Regions from separate parts of the Homo sapiens genome. Here region 2 is linked to region 1. Evidence: read pairs that join two places in POLR2A ChIA-PET (ENCODE). Cell type or tissue: A673. All regions are shown on one strand.

Region 1 (2,500 bases):
TTTTGTTGGGATTGTTTATTTCTTGTAATTTGTTTAAGTTCTTTGCAGATTCTGGATATTAGCCCTTTGTCAGATGGATAGATTGCAAAAACTCTCCCATTCTGTAGGTTGCCTGTTCACTCTGATGACAGTTTCTACTGCTGTGCAGAAGCTCTTTAGTTTAAATATGTCCTATTTGTCAATTTTGACTTTTGTTGCCATTGCTTTTTGTGTTTTAGTCATGAAGTCTTTGCCCATGCCTATGTCCTCAATGGTATTGCCTAGGTTTTCTTCTAGGGTTTTTATGGTTTTATGTCTTACCTTTAAATATTTAATCCCTCTTAATTTTTGTATAAAGTGTAAGGAAGGAATCCAGTTGCAACTTTCTGCATATGGCTAGCCAGTTTTCCCATCACCATTTATTAAATAGGGAATCCTCTCCCCTCTGCTTTTGTCAGGTTTATCAAAGATCCGATGGTTGTAGATGTGTGGTGATATTCCTGAGGCCTCTGTTCTGTTCCATTGGTCTATATATCTGTTTTGGTACCAGTATCAAGCTGTTTTGGTTACTGTAGCCTTGTAGTATAGTTTGAATTCAGGTAGTGTGATGCCTCCAGCTTTGTTCTTTTTGCTTAGGATTGTCTTGGCTATACATTCTTTTTTGGTTCCATATGTAATTTAAAGTAGTTTTTTTTCTAATTCTATGAAGAAAGTCAATGGTGGCTTGATGGGAATAGTATTGAATCTATAAATTACTTTGGGCATTATGGCCATTTTCACAATATTGATTCTTCCTACCCATGAGGATGGAGAGTTTTTCCATTTGTTTGCATCCTCTCGTATTTCCTTGAGCAGCAGTTTGCAGTTCTCCTTGAAGAGGTCCTTCACATCCCTTGTAAGTTGTATTCCTAGGTATTATATTCTCTTTGTTGCAGTTGTGAATGGGAGTTTACTCATTATGTGATTGTTTGTCTATTATTGGTGAAAAGGAATGCTTATGATTTTTGCACATTGATTTTGTATAGTGAGACTTTGCTAAAGTTGTTTATCAGATTAAGGTGATTTGGGGATGAGACAGTGGTGTTTTCTAAATACACAATTATGTCATCTGCAAACATAGACAATTTGACTTCCTCTCTTCCTATTTGAATACACTTTCTTTCTTTTGTTTCATTGCCCTGCCCAGAACTTCCAATACTATGTTGAATAGGAGTGGTGAGAGAGGGCATCCTTGTCTTGTGCTGGTTTTCAAAGGGAATGCTTCCAGCTTTTGCCCAATCAGTATGATATTGGCTGGGGGCTTATCACAAGTAACTCTTATTATTTTGAGGTACATTCCACCAACACCTAGTTTACTGAGAGTTTTCAGCAGGAAGGGGTGTTGAATTTTATTGAAGACCTTTTCTGCATCTATCGAGATAATCATGTGGTTTTTGTCATTGGTTCTGTTTATGTTATGGATTACATTTATTGATCTGCATATGATGAACCAGCCTTGCACCCCAGAGATGAGGCCAACTTGATTGTGATGGATAAGCTTTTTGATGTGCTGCTGGATTCAGTTTGCCACTATTTTATTGAGGATTTTTACATTGATGTTCATCAAGGATATTGGCCTGAAATTTTCTTTTTTTGTTGTGTCTCTGCCAGGCTTAGGTATCAGGATGATGCTGGCCTCATAAAATGAGTTAGGGAGGAGTCCCTCTTTTTCTATTGTTTGGAATAGTTTCAGAAAGAATGGTACCAACTCCTCTTTGTACCTCTGATAGAATTCGGCTGTGAATCCATCTGGTCCTGGGCTTTTTTTGGTTCGTAAGCTATTAATTACTGCCTCAACATCAGAACTTGTTATTGGTCTATTCAGGGATTCGACTTCTTCCTGGTTTAGTCTTGGGAGGGTGTATGTGTCCAGGAATTTATCCATTTCTTCTAGATTTTCTAGCTTATTTGCATAGAGGTGTTTATAGTCTTCTCTGATGGTAGTTTGTATTTCTGTGGATGGAAATTCTTCCTGATGGAAGAATTTCATGGCACTGAATGTTTCCAAGAAAATTTGAGACAGATTTCTGGATATTTTGCCCACTGCTTGAGGATCTACCTTAGTGTTTGTCTTTCTTCCATTGTTACTGAGTTTCTTGTAAAATAAAAAACCACTCTTACTAGAGGTGATTAATTGATATAGGCATATGCATATTCCTTGCTCCTTAACGTGTCACGGGTCTGTCATATGGTAAAGCAGAAGCTGTGTGTACTAGAAACTTTACATATTACTGTTTTGTGAAGTTAAATGAAAAAAAACCCTGATTACGTCTATTTTCTAACTGTTAAAAAATTTTTTTTTCTTGGTTTACTTGGCTAATTTGGGGTACAGACCTCCACTGTTATTCCACACTCTCTCTTTGCTTTCACTATGCCAGGATGGGAGGCAGAGGGAGCAAAAGTAGTCAGTACAAAGTCTTAGACAACTGCTTGAGGATCTTCCTTAGTGTTTATCTTTACAGACATTACAAAGAAATCACTC
Region 2 (2,500 bases), 150 kb after region 1:
AAAGCCATGCAATGAAGGAAGTCTAAATCCCTGAATCATCCTGAGGAAGACAGCCCACCAGCCGGGAACACTAGCACTGAATGATTATGTGAGTGAAACATAAACTTCTCCCGTGTAAAGCCAGTGAGAGGGGTAGCAGCAGCAAGTATTGCTCTAATCAAGACCCTGAGATACATACCACACAATTAAAATTAGCAAATGGGAAAATCAGTCCAAAGGGAAGATACATAAAGCCAACTTTTAATATTGGCGCATGCACACATACACATAAAAAAATATGCCTAAAGTTTGTAGTGTTTCCCTCAGATGTAAACAAACCAGATGTCAGAACAAGATTTATCTGGTTTTAAGAGGTTCTCACCTGGGTCTTTACACAGGAAAACTATAATGTAACACACAACTAGAGGTGTGGTTAAAATGCATGTTTTAGAGTCAGAGAGTATGGCTTCAAATTCTGGTTCTGCAACTTACAGGCTGTGTAAACTCAGGCAAGTTACTTAACATTTCAAAGCTTCTATTTTCTGAACTGCAAAATGCAGATGATAAAAATACTTTATTAGAATTGTTGTGAGAATAAAATGAGATAAATCCACATAAAATGTTTGAAAAGTACACTCTACATGGTGCTAAGTGTGTGTGCTAAATCAAACTGAGCCGTTATCAATATTACTATTTTTTTAAACCATAAGTCTGGCTTTTAGAAATGATAATGAGTTCTGAATCATAGTATGCCTCTGAAATATTAGAATAAAGTAACCCAGATCCTGACACTGCCTGACACCTGGGAGAGATTAGGAGGTAGGGTGCCAATCAGATATCACAGCTCAGAAATGCTTTGTAGCATGTCAGAAGTTGAGTTCTTCCCTCGCCCCCACTTATTTGTGGCAGGATCCCAGACTCCACCTGCTGGTGCAGATAAGGCTCCTGAAACTCAGTTCCCACATTCCTCAGGATTAACGCAGAGCCTGTACCTTGAAGACATTAAGGTCTAAAAATGAGCAGAAATAGGGAAGACAGTGCCTGACATCAAGGGTCCTTCAAGAACAAGAATTAAGTTCTTTAACAATGTAGTTAATCTGCCCACCAAGCCAGCAAAATTATGTCAAATTATATTTCCTAATCTTTCCATCAGCGCTATGATTTTGAATTAGACTCCTTTTCAGAAAAAATTGGGTCATAGTCTAATGGCTTCAGAAAAGGCTTACCCATGCACCACAGATAGAGGAGACATTTATCTGTAGGCCGTATCGTCCCCTGCTACAGATGTATCCCTAATAAGAAGCCCTCCCAATTCTCAGCTTTGAAGGATTAGACAACGAAAACTACAGACACACACACACACACACAAAGGTCCAAAGTCCAACTCACTAGTAACCCCTCAGAAAGTGATTTTTTTTAGCATTTAACTGGCTTCCCTTGAAGAAGAAATTATGCTACCCTAAAGTAAACTCTAATCTGTTAGCCCACAGAGAAAAGGCAGCAAGCTACCAAATATCTGCTCATCACAATGAGCTTAAATGAAGCATGGATTTAAGCCTCTTTTATGTGTATAACCCACGATCTTTATTAGAGTTTACTTTGCATAATTAACTCAGGGAACTATGAGAAGCCCAGAGCTGTTTCTGAGTCTTGATTCGTTATGTGCTGCTGTACCCAAGGAAGTAAATATAAACAGGAGGGTTTTGCCAGGCTCCCCGGATTCTTGAATTATCCCCAACAAAATGAGAATCGTAGCGTCCTGGAATCCTCTGTGTGCCTGAGAATAAACCCTGAGCTAAAGCAAAAATCAACAGACCATTTCTCTACCTTGGAGAAAAGTAGAAAGTTGCTGAGGGGGCAGTTACAATGATGATAGTGAGTATTTATGCAGATTTGCTTCCCTAAAGCTAATCTAGAAGACTCACAGCAGTGTCCTTAAAAGAGCTGCTATTTGGAAGAACCATTGACTGAAAGAGCTATGGGGGTGGGGAAAAGCAGTTTGTCTTAGAGGAAGTAGCTAGGGCTCTGCCACAGATTGTCCTCTGGGTAAGTCATGAGGAATGAGGGGACTTTAAGAGCTGAGAGATGCTGGCTGGGTGTAGAGGCTCATGCCTGTAATCCCAGCACTTTGGCGGGCGGAGGTGGGTGGATCGCCTGAGGTCAGAGGGTTCAAAACCAGCCTGGTCAACATGGCGAAACCCCGTCTCTACTAAAAATACAAAATTAGCCAGGCATGGTGGTGCATGCCTGTAATCCCAGCTACTCGGGAGGCTGAGGCAGGAGAATCGCTTGAATCCGGGATGTGGAGGTTGCAGTGAGCCGAAATCATGCCCTTGCACTCCAGCCCTGGGCAACAAGAGTGAAACTCCATCTCAAAAAATAAAATAAAAAATAAAGAGGTGAGAGTTGCTGACACTGGACAGGAAATAGAAGAAGTAAAAAAGTAAGACAGTTTGAGAAGATGACAGACCCAAGATATCAGAAGCTGCCACCAGATAAAGGGAAACCCCAAGGAAATGCC

Evidence for each region. Peaks named below come from ENCODE experiments on the same cell type or tissue, not always from the same donor. Only the 100,000 strongest peaks of a DNase experiment are listed, where the experiment ranks them.
Region 2: POLR2A ChIA-PET joins it to region 1 with 11 read pairs; 2 of 35 experiments call an interaction of 5 or more read pairs at or near these places.

The regions. Positions count from the first base shown.
Region 1 is chr13:60,903,738-60,906,237 of GRCh38, reverse strand. No RefSeq gene overlaps it. Among named protein-coding and RNA genes, the nearest start is that of LINC01442, 12 kb to the left of the region's middle. In A673, no CTCF peak of the experiment used is centred here; no DNase peak of the experiment used is centred here.
Region 2 is chr13:60,753,914-60,756,413 of GRCh38, reverse strand. No RefSeq gene overlaps it. Among named protein-coding and RNA genes, the nearest start is that of LINC00378, 82 kb to the right of the region's middle. In A673, a CTCF peak has its summit at 912 (motif pointing left); DNase peaks (open chromatin) are centred at 1,533 and 1,953; H3K27ac peaks cover 1,705 bases.